Linked DNA regions of Homo sapiens: region 2 is linked to region 1. A link is a loop called in an ENCODE intact Hi-C map of the cell type or tissue named here. Cell type or tissue: ovary. All regions are shown on one strand. Links, peaks and the distances in the headings refer to the core of each region. The heading gives the core; the rest is flanking DNA. Region 1 has its middle 370 kb from the start of LINC02207. Region 2 overlaps RGMA (repulsive guidance molecule BMP co-receptor a).

The links. A loop is a pair of places that touch in the nucleus more often than their neighbours do. Peaks named below come from ENCODE experiments on the same cell type or tissue, not always from the same donor. Only the 100,000 strongest peaks of a DNase experiment are listed, where the experiment ranks them.
Region 2: a loop joins it to region 1, with 2.0 times the contacts of the local background. A loop is called at or near these places in 9 of 110 quality-filtered maps.

What each region holds. Positions count from the first base shown.
Region 1 is chr15:93,480,900-93,491,469 of GRCh38, reverse strand. No RefSeq gene overlaps it. Among named protein-coding and RNA genes, the nearest start is that of LINC02207, 370 kb to the left of the region's middle. In ovary, for the core only: a CTCF peak has its summit at 5,213; a DNase peak (open chromatin) is centred at 5,459; H3K27ac peaks cover 2,640 bases.
Region 2 is chr15:93,068,285-93,078,854 of GRCh38, reverse strand. RGMA (repulsive guidance molecule BMP co-receptor a) reads left to right here. Exons shown (of 4, transcript NM_020211.3): 2 at 5,824-5,939. Among named protein-coding and RNA genes, the nearest start is that of RGMA, 16 kb to the left of the region's middle. RefSeq lists an enhancer at 4,298-5,055 and a silencer at 5,212-5,350. In ovary, for the core only: no CTCF peak of the experiment used is centred there; DNase peaks (open chromatin) are centred at 5,089 and 5,604; H3K4me3 peaks cover 2,791 bases; H3K27ac peaks cover 2,671 bases.

The DNA.
Region 1 (10,570 bases), core at 924-8,923:
CTCCACCACCTTCTGCGCTATGGATATTGATTTCAGACACTGTTACAGAGCATAACTGAAAGTCTGGACCTTTACAGCTTGTCATTTGGGCCAGCCTTTCACAAGGGACTTTGCACCAGCAGCCTGGTGTCCGGTACCTTTGAAAGCAGAGCCAACCCTTCCGAGGCTTGTTTCTTCACTCCATGAGGTTTGATCAATGACACAGCCAGACATTTTCATTATTTTGACAAGCATACATAGAGCACTCAGACCAGGAGACAATGGAAGGCCTCCAGCCATTGGTGTGCACGAGAATTAAGAAGAATAAAAATGTCAGCATGCTCTGATGTCTTCATCTTGACACTTTTGAGGGAGCTGTTATCCTTTTGAGACAGTCTGCATTTATTGTGTTACACATTGCCATAGACTTTGGAGTGGGAAAGAGAAGATGAGCAAGGGAAGTCCATGACTTAAAGAAACTTGCAATCCAGTTTCTTTAGAAACTTGATTGAAAAAGAGATGTGGCTATAAATGCTACAGGAAAGCAAATCAAAGTGGGTGGGGCTGCATTGGTGCTGGGATAAGTGAAATTTTTAGTCGTGTCCCACCTGCCTTATTAAAAGGAGAGAACATTAGGATCAGAGAAGAGGCTGCCCATTTGATGCTGAAATGCCAATATCAAAAAAAGAGCCTTCAATCTTGAACTCATGATCAGATAGCTCACCTAGCTGGATATCCTCCCCACATTTTAAATCCAAATAGCATGGTTAGATTGATCCCAGTGTCTCAAGTTTTAGAACCCTATGTTTTGAGTAAACGATATGGATTTTTTGCAAACCACATTTTTGTGAAAAGAAGCAGAATGGGAGAATAAAGAAACCTACACATAGGAAAGCATGCCCTGAGCAGTGAGACTGCCTGATATTGAAAATGACCTTGAGGTTTCTCTCTTCAACCTCAGAGGACCACAGGAAGAAACAGCAAAACTAATGGTGGAAATAAAGTAAGATAGGTATTTAAAATGTCTACAATGCTATCTATTTTTAATGATCTCGGATGCTAGAAACCAAGGAAGGGAAGTCAGCCTTAAAAAGAACCTGTGAACCTTTGCCTGGTATCATATTTCACAAAGTTTTTAAACTTCCCTGTATCAACTTTCATGATATTATAAGGATATTAGCAGCCCCAGTGCTTGGGATTAGACAGAGATGAGGAGAAGGAATGCACAGGGGAAAGCATATAATCAAAGATCACTAAACGTAAGCTAAATTAATAAATAAATGGAGACAAAAGTCAAACTACATTTTTGCAAAAGAATCTTCACTATTTGCTTATACATCCTTTCATCCAGTCAACAAAACTGAGCTGGGTGTTTGGGATTCCAGAAGCTTCTCACCTGGTAAGGACATACTAGGAATCTCTATTGATTTAAATTGTGGGTAAATCATCTCACCTTTTTTGAAAAATTAAAAATGTGATAGTCGTCCTACTTCTATTTCTCTCTCATTCATTCAGACAGTCATTTACTTATCTTACAAAGATTTAAGCATTTAATCTATACCAGGCATTTTACTAGGCTTAGAGGATACCAAAATTAATAGAATACAGCATCTACCCTTTAAAAGAGCCAGTCAAGAATTTCCAGTAATGCCAGTTAAAGGTGATTGATATGGCTTGGCTGTGTCCCCACCCAAATCACAACTTGAATTGTATCTCCCAGAATTGCCACATATTATGGGAGGGACCTAAGGGGAGGTAACTGAATCAAGGGGGCCGGTCTTTCCCATGCTATTCTCATGGTAGTGAGTAAATCTCACAAGATCTGATGGGTTTATCAGGGGTTTCCGCTTTTGCTTCTTCCTTATTTTTCTCTTGCCACTGCCATGTAAGAAGTGCCTTTCACCCCCTGCCATGAGTCTGAGGCCTCCCCAACCATGTGGACCTGTAAGTCCAATTAAACTTCTTTTTCTTCCCAGTCTCCGATATGTCTTTATCAGCAGCATGAAAATGGACTAATACAGTGATCAATATAATAACGTTTACATAAACAAAATGCTAAAGCAGGTACAAGCAGCAGTGAGGAAGGATTTTTTGAGAGAAGAAAAAAAAAGAGTAGCATTCGATCCGAGTCACCAAATATGTGAAGAAGTTTCCCAGGCAAAGAGAACAGAGGAAGGGCATGCCCCAGGGAGAGCAAGACATACACTGCAGATGGAAAAGAGGGCATGGCATGTCCAGCAGGCAGCAAGGAGTAAGTTGTGTGTCATTGAGAGCTTACCACAAAGGTGGGCACCAACAGGAAGATCTTGGCAGCTCTCCCAAGGTGCTTAGACTTGATTCATTTCAACGACGGGGCTGCTATCAGACACCTTCACCCCTATTCTATCTGGTGAAGCCCAGGAAATTTAAGTAACTTGCCCAAGAACAAGTCTGTCAACAGTCAAATGGCTACCTGATTTTACTTACAGAAAGAAAAGCTGCCATCCTCCAAGTTGGGCTGAATTTTGAGTAGATTGAAATGTTGAGCTTATGGGGACACACAAGGCATCACTATAATGCCCTATCCTAAGATTTGCCTGTCATTCTTCCATGCATTTATTCAGTAGCTTTACATCAGTCTCTGCTTGATGTCAGCCACCATGTTAGGCCCTTGAAGTACAATTGTCATGGAAATAGACATATAAGAGCTTGCTGGTAAAGTTGAGAGGAGGCCAGGCAATACAATAAGTGCATGGCATCAGAGAATCCCCACAGCAGTGCCTCTTGACCTGGCCTAGGGGAGAGGTCCACTCGTTAGAAGTAAAGTGCCCTGGAGAGTCGCCTTCTGTGCCTCACTCAGTAAGCCCACTTGGATGTGGGCCAGACGAACCTAACAGCCAACATCCCGCCAACCAGAACTGCCATGTGGAGTGTCTGCATTCTCCCCCAGATGTGTGTTCCTGCCTGAATGTGCACTGATAGGAAGCAATGCCAGTCCTTCCGCATGTGACAAAGCTAATTCCAGTCACCACTTTCTCTCAGTCTAGAGCAATCTTTGAATCTTGTCCATAAAACTAATTGAAAAGGAAAGCAAATGCATTTCACTGAAAGGAAATCACAATGCTGTGGCTGATTCCATCATTTTTGTCAGTAGATGGGAAATTCAAGTGCAACTCCTATATATAATTACCCATCATGTCTTGAATACAAAATTATAGCTTCCACAAGTTAGACACATTTCACACACAAACACTGCCATGGTATAAAAAGACAGTTAGGCAATAAATTCCATAAATGGAGTGGATGAGCAGAGTTTTTTTTTAACCACTAATATATTTTATACATTACGATGATATGCATTCTGCAAATTTGTGATGTCCTTTAGGATAGGATTTCTATATTAGATTTCTTTTCCAATGATCACAAAATCTCTCCCACCTTCACTTATCCCCCCCAAAAGCTTCCCAGAGAGGCGGCAAGAGCACCAGATTAGAAGTCAGGAAATGTGCATTATTTCTTAGATTCTATCACAAATTACTTTTTGTTGGCAAGTTATGTAATCCCTGCTTAACGTTCTCATCTACAAAACGTGAACAGTGGCACCTACTCCACTGAACTCCCAACCTGCTGGGAAAAGCCCTGGATTTGGAGTTAAGAGGCTGAAGTTTGAGTTGGACTTTGCCACTGACTGGCAAATGACTTTGGGTAAATCACATAAACTCCCAGAGACCAAGGTAATTCACCAGTAAAGCGAGCCTAATTCCACCTGCCTCACAAATTTGTGCTGAGAGTTAAATAAAGTAAGCCAGAGTGTTTTATAAACCACAAGCACTTACAGTAGCATAAGGTATTATTAATTAGGATCAAATAAGATCTTATAACTGTAGTGTTTTGAGAAGCACATAGCACATGTGTCATTGAATTTCTTTTTCTTTTCTTTTTTTTTTTTTTTTTTTGAGACGGAGTTTTACTCTGTCGCCAGGCTAGAGTCCAGTGGTGCAAACTTGGCTCACTGCAACCTCTGGTGCACCTTGGGAGGCTCTGGTTCAAGCGATTCTCCCACCTCAGCCTCCCGAGTAGCTGGGAATACAGGTGCACACCACCACGCCCAGCTAATTTTTGGATTTTCAGTAGAGACAGGGTTTCACCATGTTGGCCAGGATGGTCTCGATCTCTTGACCTCGTAATATGCCCACCTCAGCCTCCCAAAGTGCTGGGATTACAAACATGAGCCACGGTACCCAGCCGTCATTGAATTTCTTATGCAGCCAACCATGCTGCGTGTATCTTCTACAATCAACCTTTAATGTCTCACACATTTTAGGGCTACCTCTTTTTATCATCACTGGGGAAAGACCAGAGGATCCTACACAGCAGGCTGCCTGAGCAGCTCAAGTTGCCTTGCACTGAGCGTGTCATAGGAAGCCTGGATGACACCAAGACTCAGCGACTGAGGAGACCTGGCCCGGCGCTACTCCTGTGTTGGGAAAGGTGGCATGGAAAAACGAGGAACTCCTTTCTGCTCGAGGAGTGATAAGGCGTGACAGCAAAAGAGGTTTTGTGTAATCTTCCCTTGCTACAGCCAAGCAAGTTCAGGGCCCAGGCCAAGACTTGTTCAACGAGAACCAGGTAGAACCTTTCAAGGCTAATGACACATGAGATTGACTTCAGACACAGTTTGATGAAGTTTCATTTCCTAAACCCAAGTTCATTCACCTCACTGCCCCACTTCGATCTGTCAGATATTCTAGAAGCACTCAGCTTTCTCCAAACTGACCCATGGATCCATAGCACAGTAGGCCATAAGGAGAACATACTGTCCAAACCTCTTCAAATGGCCCCAGCATGCCAGATGCCTTGACCAGGAGCGGTGGAAATAGCACTGGCATGTTCCACCTTTGGCCTTGATTTGTAGCAATGCACAGGTGGCGTCCACAGCACCCAGTGCCAACCCAGAGCACGAGGACACGGGCATCAATTTCACAGCCTGAGTTCCCTAAGGTAACTTTTATAACTCTGCTATAGTAGTTACTTTTCTAAAGGTCAAGATTTACATGTTTATTTTGACTAATGCTACTTGGAATAATCCAGATTGAGGAAAAAAGAAAAAAGAAAGAAAGAAATTGACAGAAACAGTTTAATCTTGTTTGCAAGTGAAATCTACAGCTCATTTTGGGAAATATCCTGTGAGAATTCTTCTTGATGTCATTGAGAGGGGGAAGAAAGAATGACTTTCAGTTCAGCATGGGACACCCAGGGGGCGGAAAACGCCAGTCCCACACAAGAACATCTGGTTGGCGAACACAAAGGAACATAACACCTGCGAACTCCTCATGTGTTTACTCTGTAACTAGTTGTCCATTATCCACACAAAATATGTTTTGGGGCTGGAAACCGGTTTGTTCCTGCCAAGAAAGTCTGGAGTGATAACGCAGCCTGTTTACCTTGGAATTCTCCCCATCCTAGCTAGCATGGGTGGACCCTGCTGAGCCAAGACAGCTTTGGAACATGTTTCTGCCTCATGCCTGTTTGCTGAGACTTCTATAAGTTTGGAGCTGGCAACTGGGACAGGGTGTTGGAGGATGAGTGTGTGGAGAATAACTGTTGGGCTTCAGGAGAGGGTTATGATATTATTTATTCCTCAGTGATGATTTCCTGGCAGGACTTTTCATGTCTTAGCCTCTGGAAGGAGTTGCATGTATCAAAAACAACACCAAAACAAACCATTTTAACACCCACACTTACAGGAAACTCTACCCCAGGGGTTGAGAGTTCTTCTAAAGGAAGAAGAAGGCCTGCCATGTGCAACTCTGCCCTTGGCAGTGTGGTTGTCAGCCCCCAGCACAATTTATTGGTCCTTCTTTGAAGCGCTCTTGGCCTCTAGAATGAAGCATCCCCCGAAGAGACCTAGCAGAAAGCAACCCTTGGCCGAAGAGTTCCCGCCATAATTCAGTCCCTCTCATTGTCAGGTGGGACGGCCAAACACAGCATCACTCCCTGTCACCACCTTGAGTCAAAATTTTAGCAGGAGACTAATGGGAACAGTGAATGCCATTGGCTTGGGGACAAATTGAAGCTTACAATGAAGAAGTGAGAAGAGGTATGTGGAAAAATAGCAGAACTCATATTTATTTGAGTCCTAGCTTTAAGCCAGTCTCAATGATTAGCACTTTGCATACTCTTTCTCGTATAATTTTCATAATAACTCTATTCTCCTACTAATTTTGTAGGCTAAAAAAGGAGGAACTCTCCCAGGGTCAAGTTATTTCGCCAAATAGAAAGGCTGGGGTTTCCACCCACATCTCTCTGGCTTTTTTCTGCTACATCACACAGTCTGCAAAATGAAGGTTGACAAGAACTGATATTCCTTTGCCTCCAAATATATCCAAAAAGTCCCATTGTAGTGCTGAGTTGCTTGTCTGTTTGTTTCAGATGGCTTAGCCAGGTCTCTATTCCTCTTTATCTCACCCTGAGAACAGGAAGAAAGTTAAAAGATCATGGGGATTGTGTTGAACTAGGAGTAAGAAGGGCTATGTCCCAGGCTTGCTTCTCTCACACTGCACTCAGGTCCTCAGTTCACACTTGTTTCACATGAGAGTGCTGGAATATGTGCTGTGATAGATGTTGGCTCTATTGTTTAAAGATGTTCGATGCATCTCTAGAAAATAACAGAAACAGGCCAATGATCATAGAAGAAATGAAGTAGAGTGAGGTGAGTTACACAAAGATGAGGTAGGCTGAGCACATGGGTGCAGGTGGAAGATGGGAAAGATGGAAGGATCAAAAGTTACACTAAATATACTTGAGGCACTCAAAATTCACTGGGACTTAAATTGCCCACTCATGGGGAACACCCATTTTGGTTCTGCCTATCCTCTGGCTAAAACAGGGGTCCTCAACTCCTGGGCTCCTGCCTGTTAGGAACTGGGCTCCACAGCAGAAGGTGAGCAGTGAGCAAGCAAGCATTAACCCCCTGAGCCCCGTCTCCTGTTAGATCAGCCGCAGCATTAGATTCTCATAGGAGCACAAATCCTCCTGTGAACTGCGCACGCGAGGAATCTAGGTTGCGTGTGCCTTATGAGAATCTAATGCCTGATGATTTGTCACTGTCTCCCATCACCTCCAGAGGAACTATCTATTTGCAGGAAAACAAGTTCAGGGCATTGATTCTACATTATGAGGAGTTGTATAATTATTTCATTATATATTAAAATGTAATAATAGAAATAAAGTATACAATAAATGTAATGCACTGAATCCTACCCCACCCTTGATTCATGGAAAAATTGTCTTCCATGAAACTGGTCCCTGGTGCCAAAAAGGTTGAGGATCATTGGCCTGAAACACAGATAAAAGCCAGCCGGCTCACTGGCAAGCTGCGGCTGGGACCAAGCACACCTGTCTCCATGGCTCACAAAAACAAATGCGTGTGTCTGCCTCAGGTACCTTCCATCTGTTGGCCCCCTTGTTATTAAATCTTGTCCTCTTCATAACCCCAGTGTCAGAGTGTGAGAGTGAGAGACAGACACAGAGAAAGGGGGTGGGGGGCTATACATATCGTCTAACACAGCAGTGGTCCTCAACCTTTTTGGCAGCACGGACTGGTTTCGTGGAAGACAATTTGACAATTTTTCCAAGGACTGGGGTGGCAGGGTGATAGTTTCAGGATGATCCAAGCGCATTACATTTATTGTGCATTTTATTTCTATTATTATTGTATTGTAATATATAATGAAATAATTATACAACTCACCATAATATAGAATCAGTGGGAGCCCTGAGCTTGTGTTCTTGCAACTAGACAGTCCAATCCAAGGGTGATGGGAGAGGGTGAAGATCATCAGGCATTAGATTCTCATAAGGAGCACACAGCCTAGATCCCTCACACGTGCAGTTCACAATTATCATAGGTTCCTGCTCCTATGAGAACCTAATGCCACCATTGATCTGACAGGAGGTGGAGCTCAGGGGTCATGTGAGCTCTGGGGACTGGCTGTAAATACAGATGAAGCTTTGCTTGCTCGTCCGCCCACCACTCACCTCCTGCTGTGTGGCCCAGTTCCAAACAGGCCACGGACTGGTACCAGTACCAGTCTATGGCTGGGGGGTTGGGGACCCCTGTAATACAAGACTGGAGTCTGGCCCTTTCAACCCTGCCTGTACCCTACCCCAGGTGTGTTAGTCTTCATCTCTTTCCCCTTACTTCTGTGTGTTTTAAACTAGTTTATTAAGCTGTCTGATGAGAACATCTTAATTTGGTATTTGAGGCTTTCTGTTCCCTACCTTCTGGGATGGTTTTTTTTGGTGATGCACTTGAAGGGCCCCACTGCATCCAGGTGATTTCCCACTTCACAGGGGACCTCCGAGACTCTGCCTCCCTTTAGCATTCTGTGGCTCTTGATCCTCAAAAGAGAGCAAATCCTGGTGGAATAATTCAATGGCAAAGAAAACCAAGTAAACCAGAGAAGATGAACATGATTTTTTTTAAAAGACAATGCTTATGAATTACTTCATGTCATTGGAATTTGTATTCGTTTCTTTAAAGCCCTCTCAGTGTACTTCGGACTTAGCCTGTCAGTTGGCGCTTTCACCGTCTCAAAGCCCTCTCACCCTGTGGCACCTACGTGAGCATCACACTCACCTTGTAAGGGTCTCAGAACAGACACAATTATTCCTGTTTCACAAGTGAATAAACTGCGCTCAAGCAAGTAGCATGAATTGCCTGAGGGTAGATTACTACTAAAAGATGAGTTCAGACCTAGAATACTCAACAAAGATTCTTTCCATTATACCATGTATACACTGAAATGTATTTAGAGTCCTATCCACATGCAGCAGGAATTGAAAGACAGGGAAGATAAAGCTAGGGAGGGAGGGACAGACAGAGAGAGAGAAATAAGACGGGTGGTCATGGATGATATGTATTTTACGTATGTGGTATATATACTACCATTTGTTGAAGGCCTATTTTGTGTCCAGTAATGCTATATGTGTTTTATCCACAGCATCTCTCTTTCTCAAAGTGCTAAGAGATCATATCACTCTCACTTCATCACTGATGAAAGGGAGACTCAGAGATGCTCCTTCAGTAACATGCTTGATGACGAGGAGAAAATGCAGATTTCCAGTGTAAGTCCGCTGACCCAAAGACCCGCTTTCTAAGATGCAATGATCATAATGATCACTACCAATTAAGAATCCATAAACTTGGCCGGGTGTGGTGGCTCATGCCTGTAATCCCAGCACTTTGGGAGGCTGAGGCCGGTGGATCACTAGGTCAGGAGATCGAGACCATCCTGGCTAACACGGTGAAACCCCCTCTCTACTAAAAATACAAAAAATTAGCCGGGCGTGGTGGTGGGCGCCTGTAGTCCCAGCTACTCGGGAGGCTGAGGCAGGAGAATGGCGTGAACCCAGGACGCGGAGCTTGCAGTGCGCCGAGATGGCGCCACTGCACTCCAGCCTGGGGGACAGAGAGAGACTCCGTCTCAAAAAAAAAAAAAAGAATCCATAAACTTTTTGAGTATGTTCTGTGTACTGGGTAGGGTTAAGCATTGCACATACACCATCTTAGTTCTTCTCATCATGGTCCTCAGAAAGTCCCTGCAACAAAGTGTCTCTTCTGTAAAAGAATGAAAAGTTGATGTGTTAAAGTGTAAATGGAAGGGTTTAGACACTTACAAATACGCAATGGAGAGCCATCAAAATACCTGTCAAGACAGAGACGATCTTTAACCTTTGACCTTGCCTTTTGACTCCTCCCAATACCTAATGTTAAATGACGAGTCAATGGGTGCAGCACACCAACATGGCGCATGTATACATATGTAACTAACCTGCACGTTGTGCACATGTACCCTAAAACTTAAAGTAAAATTAAAAAAAAAAAAAAAGAGGAGAGTATAAACCCAGTGATCACGACTTGTCATGGCAGAATAAACTGGGGAAGGGCGGAATTGGCGATTGAAAGAACCAAAGCTAACGTATGGGCTTTATTCGGATTCTGATTCTAACAAACCATGTATGAAAAGACATTGAATATGGACTGGGTGGTAGATGACATTAATAAATTCTTGGGTTTTTATTTTGTACAGTATGATTAAGTTACTGTGAATATTTAAGATGTTCTTATTTTTTAGTGATATATATGTACATGAAAAACTATCAATGAAATTCATAATTGTTTAGATTTGCTCTAAAATATTTTAGCAAAAAAAGATGAAGAATATACGATAATGAATGTTAATACTGTCAATAGTTGTTAATTCCAGTTGATGGATATATAGTGTCCACTGTAATATTCACTCTGGACTATTCTACCTTTACATGTTTGACATTCTCAAAATAAAAAGGAAAACTTTACATTGGTGACTGAATGAGGTTAGAGAAGGGAGCCAGGAAGGAAACCCTGGGGGTACCTAGAAAGACAGGGAAAATAATAAAAATAAGAAATGAACTACCTGAGTGAAGGGCTTAGTCTGGTAAAGTAGGGAATTGGGAAGGGTATACTTAGGGTTTCAGACTATGACTCCAGGGATTCACTTAAGCAGTAGTATTGACAAAAAATCAAGATGGCCACTTAGAACCCACCTCAGAATGAGTCAAGAAGAAA
Region 2 (10,570 bases), core at 766-8,765, 410 kb after region 1:
CTACAGGCCACTCAGGACCAAGTGTTCAGAAAATGCTAAAATACTGTCAGAAACGATATTGGAAAACAAGCGAAAAATAGTATTCTACCTGGGCTCTACCCAAACCTGGCAGTTGTATTCTCTTCCCCTTGAGAAAAATCTCTCAGAACTGCAGAAGGTGAGCAATGTCATCACCTGAAGTTCTTCGCAAGAGGCCGGGCTGCTTTGTACCTTAAGGGTTTTAGTGTGGAAAGATGAAGCCAGAAAGGCGATATGATCAAAGTCTATAAAACCTTGAAGGTTATGGAGAGAGAGAACAAGTACTGATTCATCAAATCTGAGATGACCAGACCCCAGGACGGCCCTTAAAGTCTGAAAGAGGAATTTGAAGGATAAATTAAAAATAAGGATCCGTTCTCACACTCTGAGTTGTAAATTGAAGCAACTCAGTTCCTCAAGACATGGTCTGGACAAACATTTTTCAGGACATGGGGGAATGGGTGGTTACTCAAGAAATGTTGTCAAATTCTTGGTCAGTAAGTGAATGGTGGATTAAGAGCCATTGGTAACATATCCCTACGCTTGCGAGGTTGGCAAAAATACCTGGAACCAGTGTTGGGTCGTTTCCTCCATATTAGACAGGGATCTGTTAGAGAAATCTAGATCAAGCTAGTTTCAGCAAAATAAGGAATTTTTCTCAGCTTCCATAGCTGGAAGAGGTACTAGGGTAGCTCACAGGAGCTCAGGAAGAGCTGCAGGAGAGTCATATGCTGAAGAGTGGCTTGGGGAGGCTTAGCCTAAATAAAGTCTTCATCACTCCCCAAAAAGCTCACCTGATAAAATACAACTTAAGTAAAAACAAGATGTCAGCTGGGCACAGCGGCTCATACCTATAATCCCGGCACTTTGTGCGGCAGAGACAGGCAGATCACTTGAGCCCAGGAGTTTGAGACCAGCCTGGCTAACATGGTGAAACCCTGTCTCTACTGAAAGTACAAAAATTAGCCGGGTGTGGTGGCGTGTGCCTGTAATCCCAGCAGCTCAGGAGGCTGAGACACAAGAATTGCTTGAACCCAGGAGGCGGAGGTTGCAGTGAGCCGAGGTCGCACCATTGCGCTCCAGCCTCCTGGGCGACAGGGCAGCTGTCACACACACACACTATGTCACGTCCTCAAATGCTGCCTCAACTACTAACACTCATAAACACTCACCCTCGCACAAGATTGCTGCCCTAAACCGATCCTATGTTGGAGTCGGACCAGAACTGAAGCTTCTGTAGCAACAATCTCAAGAAAGATTCTGATTGGTCCAGCTTGAGTCACTTGCAATCACCATTTTATTGAAAGTAATTGTTAGGTTATCTGTCTTGGCTTGACTTTAATCCCAAGGGGCAGAAACTGACAGACCTGGGTCTTCTGTGCACCTGCCAGCAGCAAGGAGGGCATGGGCCCGAGATTGATAGAACTTACAAACCCAGCTATTCCCCTAGACATGAATCGCCTAAGGGAGCTCCTTAAAAATGCTGATGCCCAGGCTCTACCCCACAGAGATTCAGATATAGCTGCTTTGGAGAAGGGCCTGGGCAACTCTAATCTTTTTACATCTCCCACAGTGGTCTCCCAAAAGAATAAATCCCTCCCCTTCTTGAGGCTTTGGGTTGGGCTCCCAGGTGCTTCACAGGCTCCCCCAAGCTCTTTGCTCTGTTTCTCCAGCTTCACCTCTTCCTTCTACAGCCGCACTTCAGCCTTTGCAGATCCTCAGGTAAAGCACACTTTGTTCCTGGCGTGCTGGGTGTTCCTTCTGCCTGGAGTTTTCTCCCTGCCATCCCCTCCCTTGCCCGTCAACTTCCCCTGGCATACTCCTACACTGGGAAAGCTTCTTTCCCCTCCCTGCACCCCAAGCTGGGCTGGAGCCCCCTGGCGCCTGTGTTCTGTGTCTCCCCTGTCAGAGTCTGTGTTATGCTTTATTGAAAGTGATTGTTAAGTAATCTGTCTCGCCTTGACTTTAAGCCCGGTGCGGACTTGCTCACCACCATTGGAATGAATGGCACACACAGTACGCCAAGCATGGGGTTCGGCCAGCTTGGCTTGGCATTTTTTAGCCATTTATTGGGTGCGTACTTAAGCGTTCCCAGCCTCAGTTTCTTCATCTGCAAAATGAGGATGGTAATAGAATCTTCATTAGCTGAAAGTTTCTAGAAATGTAAAGTACTCAGCTGGCATCTGACACAATGTAAAAATACGTCAAAATATTAGCCATTATTTTGAAAGACACCACCTTTTTTGGTAAAGGTCATTCACTCCTCACCTCTCCTTTAGCACTCATTTTTCTCTATTATCTGTTTCTACCAGCAATTCAGAAATAGGGACTGTCTTATTTCTTTATCCCCCAAGGTCTAGCCTGCAGCAGGTCCTGAATATATATTTGTTGACTGATGACTCAGGCCCTAGATTTGAGAACACTCTGTTCATACCTAGAAGCAGGCAAAGTTGGAACCCCTGACTATCACTGCCCCTGAGAAGACTTCAGCCGTATGCAGAACCCTTCCTTTCAGAAGCCCCTTGACCCCTTTCCCCCCATCAAATAGCTACCCCCAGAGTGGAAAGGGAGAGAAGGTGGAGGGGGATGCTCAGGATTGAGGCCTCCACAGCCAGTGCTGAAGAAAAGGGGCAAGAGTCATGCATGAGAGTGTCTCTATCCCCAGGTCTAAGCTGTAGCCTAGGGGACACCACATACTTGGTTAGACTCTATGGGGCTGTTTGTTTGAAGTCAACTACACTTTTGAGTTAAATGAGTTTCTATGGCGAACGGAGTGCTGAGTTCTCAAATCTAACGTTTTAGGAATTTTTTATTCCTGCAGAGAGTTGGGGAGCTGTTTAAAAGTTGGTTGGTTTAGCCAGTATAGCTAGATTCCTCAAGGTCAACACAACGCCATACTGCTCTAGCTGGGGCTAGATTTCTCATGATAGTCTAAACTGTGTGATGGCCAAGTCCCCACTTTGAAGATGTCCAAATTCAGCCTCAGACATTTCTCCTCAAGAAAGGGGGGGAAAAAAAGCCTTTTGTGCCCCTTTCCCAAATTATTTGCTCATGTCGCAAGACTGGGGTCTCCTCCTAAAAAGGCAGCCAGTACCCGTCTCCCGGCAGGGACACTGGAACTCCCATGGCCTGGGGCCTCTTCCGAGTTCTATTCAGTTGTAGTCTTGGAGTGACAATATTATCAGCCCGATCCTTACAGATGAAGAAACTGAAATGTAGAGGTTAAAAGTCCTGCTGCGAGAAGAACCAACTGAAAAAAAAAAAATTCTCAGGCTTTACAGCAAGCAAACTTCACTATGATTTTTCACAATTCTGATTCTGTATTCTCTGGGGGTTATCTCAGTTGCTTCTTTAGGATGGGGTTCATTATGTTGTACATATATCCCAATGTGTCTGTATGAATCTTTGTCTTTTTTGGGGCAGTGTGGACGACGGGTTCTTTTTAGATACTGTTCCTAAAAAGGAATCAGTGCATACACCTGTTTGTCAAAGCACCTTTGCTTTTTGTGCAACTGCTTTATATTAACAATACTTAAAATAGCTTTGGAAAAAAAAACTACTGTATGTAATGGAATTGCAGAATATGCTGCACATGTATTTTATTTAGTTATCCTTTCTTTAAGAATATTGGATGACATTTCCTGACGTGGGAGGGAGAAACTCCTTTTTTTTTTCCTGCTTTTAAATTGTAACATAGTTGAAGATTTCTTTTTTCTGTTCTCATTGAAAAAAAAAAAAAAAGTCCTGCTGTGAAAAGTCCATTCTTGGGCAAGGGCAGCCCCAGAAGGGCGTGATTTCTGGGCTTCTGCGGGCTGCATGGCCTCCTCTGGATCCTGAGCCCTGGTCTCCAACCTGGACATGCTGCAGCAGTGACGGTGGTTAATTACTGTCCAGGTGACTTGGAATGCCAGTGATCCCTTCTCATTGGCGAGAGACTCTAGAACTAGCTCGTGAAAGGCAGACTCTAGCAAATGGTGTTAATTAGTGGAAAGGCCACTTGGTCACCTCTGTGCAGCCTGGCACAGTGCCTGCTTAGCGTGCCCCGGTGGCCGCTGGAATGGGCTGCCGTTCGGTGATGCTGCAGAATAAATTGTTGGGTCGGGCCCCAGGACTGGCCAAGCTTGAAAGGAAGAGCATTTTCGATGGTGGGCTTTCACTGGGAAAACCGTAGCATTTTGCAGACCCGTCCTGAAATGAACCCTGGTTTGGGGGAAAAATATTTAGAGCTTGTCGATCTGAGACCTCAATATTTCAGGGAAACACAGTGACACCCCCTCGTAAAGAAGAGTTGTGTCTGGCATTTCCACCTAAGGGAAGAGCAGCTTCGTGTTGCCCTGTTGCACAGCTGGCTGAGGTATGGTCCCCTTGTGTACCTGTTTTGTGGAAGCCAGATTCATAAGTCTTGCTGCTGGGGTTGTGTCTTCACAGCCATAGGGCCTTCTCCCCTCCCTTCAAACTTGCTCCTCTCCACACTCCCGACCTGGCAGCCGGAACCCCAAATGCAGCTGCAGCCCTGCAGCCTTGCACAAGCCTGTGTGGCCTTTGCAGCAGGTAAGGACTGTGATAGTGCTTAAGAGAAACCTCCAAATTGGATAAAAACCCAGAGGTGTTTTTCCCCAAAGAACCAGATGGGCAGGCTTGGGAGTGAGGTGAGGAGGGTGGCGGGAGGAGTTGGTTTGACTAAGAACACTTGCTCAGGACTATTTGTGTTTCATCCAAAAGATGTCTCTCAGGGGAAGTTACCAGTCCCTTAAATATCACAACGGCAGCAGAACTGCAGGGCCCAGGGAACCTTGGGAAGGAGATGTTTCTTTCCCAGAAAAATAAGCGACAGAGTTAGGAAAGGTCACCATACTGAAGCCCTCCCAAGTGCAGCCTTGCGGGCCTCGCAGAGAGCGCCAAACCATCCGGCCCTGCGCGCCACGCGGACCGGCATAGCCATCTCTCTGGAGTGGCAGCTGTGCCAAGGTGGCAAGGTTAGGCCCGCAGGCCCTCAGCACGGGGGCGCAGCCGGGGCAAGTCTTCAGGAAGCAGCGAGGTGCTTGAAGGGGGTGCTGGAGGCAGGCCAAACCCAGTCAGGATGGGTGGCCTGGGGCCACGACGGGCGGGAACCTCGAGGTGCGTTAGTAGCTGAGATGCAGAGAGCCATCCTGCCCAGACCTAGACAACTCGGAAGTGGGTTTTTCAGCCTCCTGCACCGGTGTCGCGTCTGAGTGCGACTGATGAGCCAGGGGGCGTCGGTGGAAGCTTGGGGTCGGCAGTCTGGTTGGAAAGTAGGGCTGGGATTTGCCTCCAAGGACAGTTTTTCTACTTGGATTGGATATTCGTGGAGGGGATTAAGGGGGCGTCCTGCCCCGCCTCATGCCCTGCGGCCTCCCAAGGGTGCTGGGCCTGGTTTGCAAGGACAGCCGCGGGCTGGAGATGGCGCGAGGGTCGGGGAGCGTGGCGCGCCCTCTGATCTAGGGCCGTGGTTTTCCGAGGTCCTCACGGCGAGCGCTGCGGCCGGGCAGCCTGGGTCCCCGCCCGGCCGCCTCCGGCTACCTCGCCGGCCTCGCTGAAACCCGAGCGCGAGGGGGCGGTGCGCAGGCGGCTGGGGCGCGGGGCCGCGTCGACATTGGCGGAGAACCGAGTGATGGATGGCGAGGGAGGGGCGCGCGGGGGGCGGCGCGGGAAGGGGAGCGCGCCGGGCGCCCGCGGCCGAGGTGGACGGAGCCTCCCGGCTCGCTGCTCCCGCCGGCGGAGCGAGGCTGCCCTTTCTTCGCAGCGTGATTTATTTTCTTCTTTTTTTCTGAACTCTTCTTCCAGGGAGAGGCTAGTGGTAACAGGCCGAGCTGGATGGATGGGTATGGGGAGAGGGGCAGGACGTTCAGCCCTGGGATTCTGGCCGACCCTCGCCTTCCTTCTCTGCAGCTTCCCCGCAGGTAAGGCACTGCCGGCCGGGCGCGCGGGGCCGGGTCCCTGGGCCGCCCCTCAATGCTGGGCCAGATGTGCGCGAGTGAGTCCGGGCTCAAGTTCTCCGGACCTCCTCCGGACCCCGCCTCCTATTTCCACGGGTCTTTTGTTTCTCCCGCACCCCGTCGTGGGTGCGATGCCTGCCCTTGGGGACCCGGAGAGGGGCACCCTGCCCGAGTTGCCGTGAGATGGAGCCGTGTGGGGAGGGCGCAGGGGCCGGGGTGCCTCACTCCCTTCCCTTTTTCCGAGAAAGGGGGTGGCTGGGAACGTGCCTCCTAGGGGCTCGGGAAGAGGGGGAGAAGGGGAGGCACGCCCTCGGTGCTGGGGACACTTTCTTCAGCTCCTCGCCCAGCAGTTTGCAAACCTGCCGGGTGCCCAGGGGTGGAGCCAGGGTCGCCCCTGAGGTCCCAGCCGAGTTCCCGACAGCCCCCTCCCCGGAGACCTCGTCTCGTTTCCACCCATTTGGCCACGCGGGGACACCCACGGACTCGGCTCAAATGAGCTGGTGTTCCTGTTTGATAACTTTCTGCGTCGCCCCCTGTTTGTTTTTATTGTGTCAGAAAAGGAGAGAATTTCAGAATTAAAGCTGAAAAAGCCCATCTGTTTCCAATGAATCCCCCATAGTTTTTCACAATGTTTTTGGCAGATCGCTGCTTTCAAATTCCTCCGAGCCCGGACCTCTTGTTTTTGTTGGGGGAAGGGAGACCAACTCCACAGAGAAGCATTTGTTCCTTCCCAAACGCTCCAGTTTCTTTACTTTTTTTCCTTTCGGGGGGAGGGGGGAGGCATGCAACTTAAATCCCCGGCCTGTTTTCTTTATGATGTTTCATAAAACTTTATTTCATTTTTGCCATATGCTGCTCACAGCCAGAAAACGCCAGTTAAGCCCTTTATACCCATTTTTTTTCTTGCTAAAAATACAAATAAACACAATGTCACGGGCCAAATGGCCCCCCCGGCGCAAGGCGGGATCTCCCAGCCGTTTCCATTGTGTTTGCGGGGTTCAGAGGTGTCTTTTTGAAAAAATTTCATCTTGTTTCGCACCACAGCCAGGCGTAGAGCCGCAGCCCCCGCGCACTACTGAGCTTTGCAAGAAAGGACTTGAGTTTAGACTCGGATTGGGTTATTTTGATTTGCTCTTCCGCCAACTGGGTTTCAAGGAACTGGCAAAACTGGGCAGGTCTGGCTCGGCCTGGCTGTGAGTTGGGGCTCCCAATGGGCGGACCACGCAGACAGTGAACAGTAGGGAGCGAGGGATCAGTTTACCCCCTAGTCCCAGCCCTGCTCCTGGCCCCCAGCGCCAGCTCAGACTTGTGCGTCCGGCTTACTCAACCACTGCGCACCCCAGAAGGGTCGCAGAGAGCCGCAACCTGCTCTCCAGACCTAGGTTCCATAGGGAGGCCTGGCCAAGGACAAGATGTCGGGTGAGGGATCTTGGTATCCCCAAAAAGTACTCAGCTTGGAATGTCAAAACCTCCGCAGGGGATCAAACAGCAGGGTGCCCTCTCCTCACCCCCAGTGTATTTAAAAGGCAGTTTCTCCACCTACTTAAGAGTCTGGTTGAACAGCCCAATTTGGTTTCCTCCCAAGAATTCAAAATTAAAATAAAAATCACCCTATTTAAGAAGAAGTCAACGTTTTGGAAAAGCAGGAGTTTGCAATTTGTGTTCTTGGTTTGGTCTAGATAAAGATCAAGCCCATTGGAAGTTTTATCAGATGGGTTGATAAATGGCTTTTGTCCCTTGGCTGCCGTGGGGGATGTGATCTCAGCTCAAAGCTGAAATTGAGAAGAGGGGCTTAGAGGCCCTTAAAACAACACCTTCCCGCTCTTAAAGCTGCAGCACTTGTTACCTTTTGGGGCTGGAGAGGAAAGGAAGGCCTGGCAGAAGTTTCCAGAGGTAGGAGGCTGCATGGCCTGAGTGGTGGTGGTTTTGTTGTTTCTCGATTTATTTCTCCATCCTAAAAACTTTTATTTTAAAGCATCCCGCCATAGGCTGAGGAACACTGGTAGGTTATATAAGTCACAGCCCAAATTCCATCACTTTTGTTTCCAAGAAACCCATTTCTTTTTGGCGTCAAGGCCGGTAACTAAAACCTGGCCGATGGAACTGATAGCTGCTCTCCTGTCACGCCAGCTGGCTAATGTTTCTTCTCATTTGAGGGCTTGACAGCTGCGTTTAGTCAAAATTGCCCACCTGACTGAAAACTGAGCTTCCAGTACCCCAAAACTAAATATACTGGGGGCTCCAAAACTTGTGTGCTCTAGAAATGTGGGTCAAAAGACAGTTTCTTAAGTAAGGGATGAAATGGGAAATTTCCACAACAGAGAGAGACTGTCCCATTCTTTGACACATTGACCAGGAGAGGGGCCGCTTAGGAATGAAGTTAGAAAACTTGCAGGTCTGATGGAGAGCAAGGCGGGAGATCGAGAAATAAAGCCCCAGCAAGTGGAAGGCACCCAGACACACTGGGGGCCCCTGTGTGCCTTGGCCTCTCCCGTTGAAGACAGGTGGAAACTGGCCGAGCAACTGCGTGAAAGCCTCGGTTTGTTCTGTGCTAGTCAGCTTGAATGGCTGCCAGGAGTAAGCCTATAGGAGTGCAAATTAAATCGAACATAGTTATGTGGAGAAAGATGCCTTCACCTCAGCTACACTGAGAGCGTTTGTGTGTTTCGAGTGTTTGCATTTACTTACTCCATGTGGATGGCCAACCTACTGGGTTCCTGACTCAGTGACAACTTTTGGAGCCTTCTAACCAAGCCCCTCAGGCAGACCACAGCCTGGTGATGAGAAAGGGCCCCTGCACTGTCAAGCGGTCTGGAAGGGTGTCTGTTTAGATGATTCTTTGGGGACAGCACAGGCAGACAGTGTCCACGTCTACCTAGGAAGGGAGGCCAGAAAGGACTCTTAAAAGAGCATTCCACAAATGGCATCCTACTCAAATCACAGCTAATAGATGGCTTTTTAAACTTTGAAGCCATTGTGACTTTTTCGAAAAGAGTTCCAAGAGAAATCCATCCAGGCATATGTTTCGGACATGTCACCAGGCTTCCTGTTCACTATGTGTGGGTCCTGTACTTCAGCACAGTGGTTCTCCAAGTGTGGTCCCTGGACCAGCAGCATTAGCCTTCCTTGGGAACTGGTTAGAAATGCAAGTTCTAGGCCCACCACAGACCTATAGAAGCAGTTACTCTGGAGCTGGGGCCCTGCAGTCTGTGTTCTAGAGCAGGCCCTCCAGAGAGCTCTGATGCATGCTCAAGTTTGAGGATCGCTGTTCTAAGAACTATTGCACTCCAGACTTTCTTTGTTCCTTCTTTCTTCCCCTTATACTTTGAACTGCAGCTGTTTTAGAAATGTTAGTCCTCAGTGGGTAACTAAGGTTTCGGGAGACCAAGGCCCTCTGCAGTGTCCAGGTACATCTGTGTCGCTATAGAAATGAGACTGTTTCTATCAGAGCTGCTATTCAAAAATGCATCGGCCAGGCGCGGTGGCTCACGCCCGTAACCCCAGCACTTTGAGAGGCCGAGGTGGGTGGATTGCTTGAGGCCAGGAGTTCGAGACCAGCCTGACCAACATAGCGAAACCCCGTTTCTACTGAAAATACAAAAATTAGCTGGGCGTGGTGGCATGAGCCTATAATCCCAGCTACTCGGGAGGCTGAGGCAGGAGAATCGCCCGAACCCGGGAGGTGGAGGTTGCAGTGAGCTGAGATCGCACCACTGTACTCCAGCCTGGGTGACAGAATGAAACTCCGTCTCAAAAAACAAACAAAAAAAAAATGCATCAGCAGATCAGCCTGCTTACCACACTATTGCTCTCCCAGTAGGACTTTGTGTCCCAAGGGGAGAGTGTCTTAGTTTGTTTGGGCTGCTGTAACAAAATACCATAAGTGGGTGGCTTATACATGACAGACATTTATTGCTCACAGTTCTGAAGGCTGAAAAGTCCAAGAGTGATAGGTGCTGGCAGATTTGATGTCTGGTTTGTAGATGGTGCCTTACAGCTCTGTCCTCACAGGGCAGAAGTGAGGGCACTCTGTGGGGTCCCTTTTATAAGAGCACTAATCCCATTCTTGAAACCTCCACCCTGATGACCTAATCACTTCCCAGATCCCTCCTACTTCTCATACCATCACTTTGGGGTTAGGCTTTAAAAGGTGAATTCGGAGTTGATGTTCAGTGGCAAGAACCAGCCAGCTAGCAACCAGTGTGTGACGGCACCTGCAGAGCAGCGCATTGGCTCCCAGGGAGAGCACGCACATAAAACTCTACAGATGGCCAGCCACTAGGCCCTGAGGGTGTATTGAGGAGAAAGGGAAAGGATCTCTAGTCTTGTGATCTGAGGAAGGGAAAGGTCTTTGCAAGGTTGGAGAAATGGCTAGTAGTCACTCCAGCGCTCAGAGGATGGGAGCTGGGGAGAGGTGATCTGTGGGCACAGATAAGGCCACTCTATGAGATGGAGAAGAGGAGGCCTTGGAAGATAAGAGGCTGAAGGTGGGGACCAGTTTACATGTTGGGGAGAGTGTCGTTCCTGCTAGAGATCTTGTCTTTGGTGAAATGTGCGAGGCCTAGAACTGGGCAGAGAACCCCAACTTTAGGTTT